2 separate regions of the Homo sapiens genome follow, and region 2 is linked to region 1. Evidence: read pairs that join two places in POLR2A ChIA-PET (ENCODE). Cell type or tissue: GM12878. All regions are shown on one strand. Each heading gives the region's core, and the rest is flanking DNA. Links, peaks and the distances in the headings are about the cores only.

Region 1 (5,365 bases), core at 366-5,365:
GGCAGACCCGCACTGCTATTCTCTCTGTAGCTCCAACCAGCGTGAGCATGGTCTGCCATAGGCACAGAAGGGGAATCCTGGAGAAACGTCCAACTCAGGAACCCAGACACCCAGATAGAGGGAAAGTGAGAGATAGGACCCAGAGAGCCAGACAGGCGAGAGGGGACACAAAGACAGACACAGAGAGGAAGGAACAGGCTGAGCAGAAGAGGGGAAGAGGAGGAGGGGAGAGAGGATGGAGAAGATGCTGGAGAATGCCAGATGGGGAGAGAGGGGGGAGCGGGTGTGAGACAGAAGAGGAGGAGGGGAGCAGGAGGGGTGGAAGGGGAGAGGTACCCAGGACTGGCTCTGACTTGCCGCTCAAGTGGATGTTGGAGCAGGGGAGGGAAGCAGGAAAGACCATCTCTATCCCCGTGGAGAAGAGGCAGGCCCTCCATCCCCAGGAGCCCCTCGGGTGGCAGAAGCAGGGGAAAAAGCTGGGCCTGGCCTTCCCTGCACACCCAGGCCGCTCTCCCTCCACAACTGCAGCTCTCTAAGTTACGCCCCCTGTCCATGTGCTAGGGGGCCCAGGAGACTGAGGAGGGGACAGCCTCTGACACTGCCCACAGCGAACCCAGGCGCCATGGGGCTCCGAGGCCACCCCTGCCTTGGCATCTCCTGTACCCCTCTGTTGTCTCTCTCCAATGTCTCTCAGCAAAAAGAGGAATTCCTCAGCTCTGACTCCCTCAGAAGGACAGAGAAGGTGGGGCTGGGCTCTGTGGGAATGTCTAATTCTGGGCCCAGGCAGGGGTGCCCCCAGTGGGAGGTTAATGAGCACCATTTGGGGTACCATGACATGCTCAAGCTTCATCGCCTGCAGTGACAGGTTGGCACCACTTGGAGCCAGGCGGGGGCGGGGAGGGATGGGGAACAGCTCTATCAGTTGGCTGAGTCTGAGCCCCGAGGAGTCAGACTAGGACCCCATCTCCCCCAAGGGCCCTTGTCAGGGCCCGTCTCCTCCAGGAGCAGACCTTGTGGGCACCCTGGTGGGCAGCAGCACTCTCGTGTCCCAGCCTTTGTCTGGGTTTGCTCCGTGTCGTCCCCACCCCCTACCAGAGAGGCTCACTGCCACAGTGGGAGAGGGAGGGGGTGCTCATAGGACTAGAAGGCTTAGGTGGGAGGGACCCCTCTGGTCACTTAGCTCAATGCCCTCAATTTCACAGCATCAGAGAAACTCTGGCTCCAGCCCTTAAAGCTCATCTGTCCATTGCACCCCTCGAACAAACAGGCTGCCTACCTTGCACATAGTCCAGGGCACCAGGCCCACTGCCCAAGGTCACATGGGTTAAACTGTGGCCAGGCAGAATGAGACTGCACCCAGCTGGGACAGGTGGGTGGGTCACCGGTGACTTGGTTTCCACTGCACACATGCCCCAGGCTCTGGGACAGGGCTGATGTGAGCCTGGACTCAGCAGTGGGATTTGGCCCACTTTGCACTGGAGTCCCCTGACTCTCACCCTCTGCTCTAGGAGACACGGTCCCTTCATCATTGAGTCTCTACAGTCTCCTGAGTCAACGAAACCCCTCCCTGACACACATGGACACACACGCCCGCTGTGACCTCCAAAACACACCTCACAGCCTGTCCTGGGCTGCACCCTGCCCTCTTCTCTCAGCCTATCAAATCCTGTTCCCTTTCTGGTCCTGCCGCCTGCAGGAATCCCAGGCCTGGGCTCAGAGGCCCCAGACCACCTCCTACCCCTCCTCGGGCTGCCCACCATGATATGCCGGTCTAGCAGAGGGCCCTAGGGGAGGTCCCACCTCCCTGAGGCCAAGCTGGAATTGGGTTCTCTGCCCTCAGCAGAGGCCTCCACCTCCAGAAGGGCAACAATTGGGTCATCCATGGGGACCGGGACCCTGGACTTGGCATCAAGGCAGGGGCAGGAAGAAGAAAAAGTGGGGCCCCTGTGCCAGGGTGGGGAGGAGGAAATCCCCAGTGAGGCTGAAAGCCAGCCACACTGGGCCCGCCACACACGCTGGCTCTCACACAGGGCGGGCCAGCTCCAAAGTCACCAGGGAGCCGGGAAGCACTGCTCCAAATCATGTGCTATTTTTTACTGAAAAATCAGGGTAAGGCGTCAAATATAGACAGTCAGAGGCCCAGACCAAACTCCAACTCTGAGGGAATCGGACTTCTCGCAAAATTAGTGGGGGTGGGGTGGGGGGATCCAAACTCTGCTTCAGAGTCCCAAGAAACACTACAGTCCCCCATTCCCTTCAGAACCCCACTGCCTTCAGGAGGGGAAAGGGGTTGGGAGAGGACCCCGCAGGTCCCAGCCCAGGGGAGAGGCTGGCCTGAGAGCCACTCACTTTTAACCTTTCAGGCCTCTTGCTGGGGTGGGAGGTGGGAGAGGGGCAGAGGCTGACATTCTGGGCGAGTGAGAGGAAAGTTGGGAAGCTTCAGAGTCCAGGAGTAGTTATGGAAACGACAAGCAAACAGATGGTGCTTTGGCTAGGGAAGGGTAAAGGCAGGGCAGGGTCCAGGCCAAGGAGAGTCCAGGGACCTGGACACTTCCATGGGGCGGACCTGGGGCCGGGTGCAGCTGAGCCTGGGGCGGTGAGGAAGAACCCTGCAGGCTGAATGTGCTAGCCAAGAGTGGAGGGTGGTGGGAAGTGGGGGGAGGGGTGGCCTGGGGTTTTTGATTCCCCCCAGGGGATGTTCCCTCCCCATCAGGGCTGTTCTGAGGATCTCAAAGCTCTGGCACAACCCACAAACCAACCACCAATAGTGGCCGTGGGGATGAGACCCCCAAAAGGGGCAGCTCCCATCCCTCTTTCAGGGCTCCCAGAGAATGTGGCAAGAACACTTGGGGCCTGCCAAGGCCATGGGAGTCTGTCCTATTGAGCAGCCAAGAGTAAAGGCATGCCCACTACTGCCAGGCACCCAGGGGGATCCCAGCCCCACCTCCTCCTCCTCCATGCCTGCAGAAGGCCTCTCCCCATCAAGGACCACACAAAGTGCCCCTCCCTGTGCAAGGAGGACCGGGCAGCTGGCCTGCAGGGACCCCCAGGGAACACGGCGCCAGCCAGTCACATGGCCACAGACCAGCTCACCCTCACGATCTGCTTCCCTCTTTCACTTCTGCAAAGTTGGGGTGGGGGTACAAACAGAATAGAGGAAGGGCTGCCTGCGGTCCCCTGCAGCTTCGTTTTGAGAAGTTCCTGGCTTTCCCCTTTCTCACCTCATCCAGCTCCCATACAGGGGGAAAGCACCCCGGCCCCCTCTCTACCCAGTGAAGGGCAAATGTCTCTCCTGAAGACACACACACCCCTTCACACTACCCAACCCCAGCCTCTGGCAGCCTCTGGAGGAAGGAATGTCCGGGTGAGGAAGGGAAAGCAGGTGTCCCAGGACCCGCGTGGGGCAGGGCGGGTTCCGCGGAGCGGCGGGGCGGGGCAGCAGGCGGAGGAACCTGAGGGCAGGTCGGGGCAGGCCACCCCCCTCGCACACCTGAAAATCCCTCTCTGACAAACAGCTGGAACTCCCCCACGCCCCCCTGAGGGTGGGAACTTCTGGGAAGGGGGCTGGGTGGCAGGGGCTGACTCAGCCTGCCAAACCCGGCTGGCTGGCTGGCGAGCGGGGGCGGCCGCGTGCACGTGGCAGGGGCGGCGCGGGGGCAGGGCGGGGGGGCTCACTTACTTGGATGGGCGCCGTGCTGAAATGGATCTTCCGGCTCGGGGCTGGGTCCTCCTCCTCCGACAGCCCCGGGATCTCCACGCACCCCGACTCGGGCTCGTAGGGGGGCTCCCCATCCTCCTCGTCGTCTTCGTCGTCCTCCTCCAGGGCACTGCCCGCAGAGTCCTCCCCGAGCCCACTGTAGGCGCTCACGTCCACCAAGTCCGCCTCCGAGAAGTCCTCCTTCTTGGATTCATCTACCTCCTCAGGGGCCACGTCCGGGGCCCGGCCATTGCCCACCCCCCTCTCTGGCGGCGCTACCGCCGCCGCCTCCTTCTCCGGGGCCGCTTGGGCCTTTGGCTCCTCGGGCGCGGGGCTGGCTGCAGTTGCCACGGTGCTGCCATTCTCCAGGGCCGCGTGGACCGTAACCTCGGCCTGGATCACCTCCCCGGGCGCCGACTCGGCCTCCGACTCCCCGCTCTCCTCCACCTCCACCGGCTTAATCTTGCGCACCTCCCGGGGCTTGGGGGGCGGCCGGGCAGGGGCCACTCGGTGCTGCGGGGGCTGCTGCCCTGCGGGGCATCGCTCTTTCTCGGCCGGGGCATCCCCCGACGGGGCGGGCGGCGGCGGCGGCGGGGGCTGGAACACCCGGGACCGCTTGCTGACCAGCTTCGAGTTGACCTGGGGAACCCCTGCGGCCCTGGGGAGCCCGGGCCCGCGGTGGAGGCCGGTCCTCGAGTCGGCCTTCTCGAAGACGGCGCTGAGCTGGCTGACCGTGGGGGACACGGCGTCAGCGTCCAGCTTGTCCAGCGCCTCGGTGCTGCCGTTGAAGCGCACCACGACGTCCAGCTTCCGGTCCTGCAGGCCGGCGCGCTCCTGCCTCAGCAGCCGCCGCGCCGCGGCCTCCTTGTCGCCGCCTGCGGCCGCTGGGGCGCTCCGTTCGAACAGCTTCCGCGTCTCCTGCAGCCGGGACGGCGGGTGCGGCGGCGGCGCAGGCTGCGCGGAGGGCGCGGGCTTGGAGTCGAAGCGGCTCACGCGCTCCGACACGCTGGTGCCCAGCTTCAGCAGGGCGCTGTGGTCCACGTTCTCGTTCAGGCTGCTGGCCCGCGGCAGCGACAGGCGCACGCCGCGCTCGGACGCCCGTGGGGCCTCGGCCAGGCCCGCGCCGCCGCCCGCCTCGCCCGAGGGCCCCGCCGTCGTGCCCATCTGCAGGAACATACTTTTGATGCGGTGGACGTTGGAGCCATATTTCTTGTGGTGGGCCCCCTTGGGTGCCTCGTCGGGCCCGGGCGCGTCGGGCGGCTTCAGCGCCTGGATGCCCGCCTCGTAGGCGCTGCGGTGCGGGGAGGCGCTCCGGAGGGGACCCCCGGGCCCCCGTGGCTCCGTCTTCATCATGGTGGGGGGAGCCGGGTTCGCATGCCCCTGCTCCCCGCTCCCCCGCTTCAACAGGCGGCTGGCCAAGTCGGGACCACCGCCCCCTCCCCCCGATAAAAGAAACCCCGAAGGCCTTTTTTAGGGTCCCCCCAAAACCAAGCTGCCAAAAACAGTTAATCCCGCTTTAAAAAAAAAAATGAAAAAAAAAAAATCTCCAAGCGCCCTGTGTGTGGGTCGCCTCCCCCAATCAAGCTGCCGAAGACAGCCAGCCCCGCTTCAAAAGCCCGAGCGGCCTGGTACGGTCGCCCCCACCCAAATTAGCAAAGCGGCGTCTGG
Region 2 (5,365 bases), core at 1-5,000, 180 kb after region 1:
CTGTCTGCAAGCTGGAGAATTAGGAGAGCCAGTGGTATAACTGGCTTGAAAGTTACACCATTGGCTACCCTGCTTCTCAGGCCTTCAAACACAGTCAGAGTTACAATAGTGCAACTTCCAGTCCAAGGCCAAAGAACTGAAAACCAGGGAGGCTGCTGGTATCAGTCCTGGAGTGCAAAGGCCCAAGAACCAGGATCTTCAGTGTCCAAGGGCAAGGGAAGATGGATGTTCTAGCTCAAGAAAAGGGAGTTTGGGTATGGTGGCTTGTGCCGGTAATCCCAGCATGTCCAGGTGGGAGGACTGCTTGAGGCCAGAAGCTGGAGACCAGTGTGAGCAACATAGTAAGACCTGTCTTAAAAACAAAAACAAAAACAAAAAACATGTCCGGGTGTGGTGGTGCAAACCTGTAATCCCAGCACTTTGGGAGGCCGAGACCAGTGGATTGCCTGAGCTCAGGAGTTTAAGACCAGTCTGGGCAACATGGTGAAGCCTCCTCTCTACCAAAAAATACAAAAAATCAGCAGGGCATGGTGGTGCAAGCCTGTGGTCTCAGCTACTTGGGAGTCTCAGGTGGGAGAATTGCTTGAGCCTGGGAGGTGGAGGTTGCAGTGAGTTGAGATCACGCCACTGCACTCCAACTTGGGTGACAGAGTGAGACCCTGTCTCAAAAAAATATATATTATGATATATAATTTAATATATAAATGTGTAATATGTATTATTACACGGTTTCAGTACTACCTCCAGGACTGGTCACAAACAGGACCAGCAGGCTCAAGTGAACTGCATAAGCAGATGACCACGCCCCTCTGCCATCCACCACTGTTGAATCCCTGCCTCCTCCTTCTATCACATCTATAGCCACCTTGGGGTAGAGGGTCAGGGGCCTAGAACCAGCTGATGCAGGACAAAAACCAACCAGGTTTGCTTCTTGGATGAGTTGGCTGGGAAGAGGGGGTGAAAGCCACAAATGGACACTGAAAGCGGGGGTGAAAGCCCTTGGACACTGAAGATCCTGGTTCTTGGGCCTTTGCACTCCAGGACTGATACCAGCAGCCTCCCTGGTTTTCAGTTCTTTGGCCTTGGGCTGGAAGTTACATGTTGTAACTCTGACTGTGTTTGAAGGCCTGAGAAGCAGGGTAGCCAATGGTGTAACTTTCAAGACAGTTATACCACTGGCTGTGCTGCTCTGTGGCTCTACTCAGGGCTGGCCCTCGAAGCACAGGGGCAGAGCTTCATGTGGTATGTGTGATTGTCCACTTTGTGTGCACAGAGAATGGCCAGCAGAGGGAATGGCCGTGGACTCAGGGGTAGTGGCAAGTGGCTTGGCTTGTTGCTCAGGGACCTAGAAGGAGACACATCAGATTAGGGAAAAGCAAGTCTGGGGAAAGACACGTGGATGGGCCCACGGGGGTGGGCACAGAGTGTGAAGATTTGTATCACATGTTAATGTGATCAATGAAGACCACCCAGGGGCTGGAGTGAAGCCAATCCCAGCCAGGCCAGAGAGAAATAAAGAGACAGTTTTGACAGAAGGGATAAAGTGTTCTTGGAGGCAGAAACAGCAGATGTCCATTACAATGACAAATTCTTTTTTGGAACAAGTAACCAAGAAAAATTTCCCTAGATCCTTACTTCTAGATAGAGTCGATTGGTCCAGTCTCTCACCAAAAAGGTAATTAACCGGCTTCTGTGTGAATACTTTCAAATCAGGATCCTTACTACCTGTAGAGGCAACATGTGTCCCTCGAGGACATTCGCCATTGAGGCAGGCTGGGGTTTTCTCTCCTACCCTCCAGGGAGGTGCCGTTACCCTCCCCCATCTTAGGCTCACACCAAGCTAGGATATGGAAGAAGGTATTCTTTTTTTTTTTTTTTTTTTTTTTTTGAGACAGAGTCTCCCTCTGTCACCCAGGCTGGACTGCAGTGGAGCAATCTCGGCTCACTGCAACCTCCGCCTCTCAGGTTCAAGCGATTCTCCTACCTCAGCCTACCAAGTAGCTGGGACTACAGGCACACCACCACACCCGGCTAATTTTTGTATTTTTAGTAGAAACGAGGTTTCACTATGTTGACCATGCTCTTGAACTCCTGGGCTCAGGAGATCCGCCCACCTTGGTCTCCCAAAGTGCTGAGATTACAGGCAGGAGCCACTGCACCTGGCTGAAAGAGGGTATTCTGATAAGATGAAGAAAAATGACAGATGCTTTGTTCGCAGAGCAATCTAGTGAAGTTATGCTGCGGGAAATGATACATTTTACTAAGAGAATGAATGGTTTGGTAAATGTTTCACTCATGGGTGGGTGGGGGGAACTAAAACCATCTCCCTAACACACAAACCACCTCCACTTCCACTGAAAGAAAAACCAGAAAGAATCGTTTGGTGAGAGCCTGGAACAGGGATGCAAATGGAAAAAAGGCCACGGGGACTGGGGTAGGAGTTGGGCACGGGGTGTATGGGGGAGAGGAGAGAACAACGAGAAACCAGAGAGGGAGATTTGCTGAGCTGGTCTCTATACCATGCTTGAGGCTCTGACTGCAGTTGATTGTCTAATGACGAGGCTTCCTCTTCCTGCCCTTATATTATTTATTTATTTATTTATTTATTTGAGATAGCGTCTCGCTCTGTCACCCAGGCTGGAGTACAGTGGTGCGATCTGGGCTCACTGCAACCTCTATCTCCTGGATTCAAGTGATTCTCCTGCCTCAGTCTTTGGAGTAGCTGGGACTACAGGCGTTCGCCACCACAGCTGGATAATTTTTGTACTTTAAGTAGACAAGGGTTTCACCATGTTGTCCAGGCTGGTCTGGAACTCCTGACCTCAAGTGATCCACCCACCTCAGCCTCCCAAAGTTCTGGGATTACAGATGTAAGCCACCGCGCCAGGCCTGCCCTTTTAAATAGTAAGGGTTATACTTACCTGTGGCTTAAATTGGTACTAATTACTTCTTTTTTATTTTTTTATTTTTTCTTGTTAGATTAAGAGATGATTTATTTGAATGGGAAAGGAATAGAATAAGAAGACACTTTTATTATCACCATGACCATATAGAAGGAGGACATATTTTTAAATAATATGAGTGGAGCCAGTTAAGAAGCAACGTTTCTTCTAGCAGATTTACTATTACCCCCTCCCCCAGATTGTCTTCCCACGTTAGGCCCAAAATTCTACTTAGAATGACTGGCTTTACATTCCATTTAGTCCTGAGGTAATGTCTCCAAAAGTATACTGAATTTTGAATTTAGAGAAAATGATAACAGACATGGATGTCTTCATTTTTATTCATTTTTTAGAGATGGAGTTTCATTCTGTTGCCCCAGCTAGAGTGCAGTGGCACGAATGCAGCCCACTCTGCCTCAAACTCCTGGGCTCTAATTACTTCTGAGTATGATCCAGATGTCTCTTGGTGGAGCCACATTAAGAGGCAGGCCACGGATGTTGCAGTGAGCCGAGATCGCGCCACTGCACTCCGGCTTGGGCGACAGAGCAAGACTCCGTCTCTAAAAAAAGAAAGGCAGGGCAGTGTGGCAGCTGCCTGGGGCGAGCCTTTGGGATTAATCAGAAAGGTGCTGCCAGTGACCTCAGGTTTCCACCTGGGCTTCCTCACATAAGGGGTGAGATGTAAACGATCCCTATCCCACCAGAGTGGGCGATGCCCTCGAGTGGAAATTTTAAAATACCGTTCACTGGCCCCAAAGGGTTTCTGTGGAGTGTTTTCACAGAAAACGCATACATCGCAAAGTGCGGCCATGGGCTTGGCAGCAACTTCAACGCAGCCGGCGACTCTGATGTGCTTCCCTGAAGTCAGCAGCTGCAGTCAGCTGAAATTACAAAAGCAAATCACACCAGGGGATGCTGCTCACACCAGAAGGAGAGATTTATTTTGTTGCCTAATATTTAAACAGTTTAAAATCCTCACAATAAACTGTCTAGTTCAGAAAAGAGGATGTAACAAATGCATGCAATAAATCCCTCATTTTTAATGAAAGGGAATATATTTAGTTTTTATTAACAGAACATCTGTTTCTCTCCATCTCCACTTAATAAGTGTTCAAAGAATGTTGGTTTGAAGGGGCACCCGCATCTCCCAGTCCTCCAGCCCTGGCCTTAATAGCCTGTGAGTGCAAACGAGGCCATGTTATCACTGATGCCCAACCACAAAGTGCTTTGCAGCACCCCAGGCGCACAGCCGCGCCCTCCCCAGCATCTCTGCACTGGCCTCCCTGTGCCCAGCAAGCCTCCCTGTCCGAGCCTCCTCCACAGCCAGCCACTTCCCACGTGCTCCCTCATAAGGGGCCCAGCACTGCCGTGGATTCTGGAACCATGCAGCACTCGAGGCCTCTGCTGATGCCGTGGGCCAGCTGGTCCATGCTGGGGGCACCCAGAGCCCCTGGGCCGTGAAACAACTTTCTGTAGAGATCTGGAGGTAGAGGAACAGAGGGACAAGGGCCCTGGGCAGCTCCATACCACCCACTGTCACTTGGACTTTGAGGGGCAGAGAGGTGTCCAGAGTGTCCCCACATCCTTCAGCTTCTGGCCTGACACCTGTCTTCATGAGGATCCTCAACCTGTTTCCCAGGCTGGGCCAGGAGATAGCCCCTCCATTCCCTCCCTTCTCCTCTCCCACTTCCTCTCTCTCCTTCCTGGATTTTCCTCTTTGCTGGTGTGTGCATGCACACACACACACTGCAGGCATGCCACCACACCCAGCTAATTTTTGTATTTTTAGTAGAGACGGGGTTTCACCATGTTGACCAGCTGGTCTCGAACTCCTGGGCTCAAGTGATCCACCCGCCTTGGCCTCCCAAGCCCATGAGCTCAGAGGTTTTTTGCCCACTTAATTCACTATTATATCCTTAATGCCCATAACAGTGCCTAGCACATAATAGATGCTCAGTAAGTTTTGTAGACCAATTGAACAAAAAGTGAATAAAAGAAATGCTCATGATTCCTCCTTCCACATAAGAGCCCAAGCCCCTCTATGTATCATTTCAGATAAACAGAACCCATGGGGTCCCCAGTCCATCAGCTCTACAGGTTGGGCTCAGCTGGGAAACCTGCTATAGGGGATACTGCTGTTATCAGCACGCCCTGGCCTCACCAGCTGGGGTCTGCCCAATGGGCACAAGTCTGAGGGCTCCAATTCCCATTCCACTCAACTCCAGGAAGCCCAGCCTTCCGCAGTACTCCTGGGACCCACTGGGCCCTACTGACCTGTTCCCTTGGGTCATCCTTGTGCCCTGTGCCTCTGCCTCTACTGCCCACTTGGCTCTCTCCTCCTACTGCCCCCTCTGTCGCAACCTATCCCAGCCTCCTACAGCCCCACCCTCTTCCTCCCTGGCACTGGCTCAGACCCTTCCACA

What was found. ChIA-PET counts read pairs that join two places held together with the same protein. Peaks named below come from ENCODE experiments on the same cell type or tissue, not always from the same donor. Only the 100,000 strongest peaks of a DNase experiment are listed, where the experiment ranks them.
Region 2: POLR2A ChIA-PET joins it to region 1 with 10 read pairs; 3 of 35 experiments call an interaction of 5 or more read pairs at or near these places.

The regions. Positions count from the first base shown.
Region 1 is chr17:50,145,464-50,150,828 of GRCh38, forward strand. PPP1R9B (protein phosphatase 1 regulatory subunit 9B) reads right to left here and starts at 5,214. Exons shown (of 10, transcript NM_032595.5): 1 at 3,680-5,214. The coding sequence starts at 5,050. It overlaps LOC124904025 (a long non-coding RNA gene), which reads left to right and starts at 3,272. Exons shown (of 3, transcript XR_007065841.1): 1 at 3,272-3,364. RefSeq lists enhancers at 824-1,494, 1,495-2,163, 2,796-2,865 and silencers at 3,596-3,715, 4,566-4,675, 5,325-5,365. In GM12878, for the core only: CTCF peaks have their summits at 874 and 4,590; a DNase peak (open chromatin) is centred at 3,258; H3K4me3 peaks cover 5,000 bases; H3K27ac peaks cover 4,494 bases.
Region 2 is chr17:50,324,777-50,330,141 of GRCh38, forward strand. No RefSeq gene overlaps it. Among named protein-coding and RNA genes, the nearest start is that of XYLT2, 19 kb to the right of the region's middle. In GM12878, for the core only: no CTCF peak of the experiment used is centred there; a DNase peak (open chromatin) is centred at 2,295.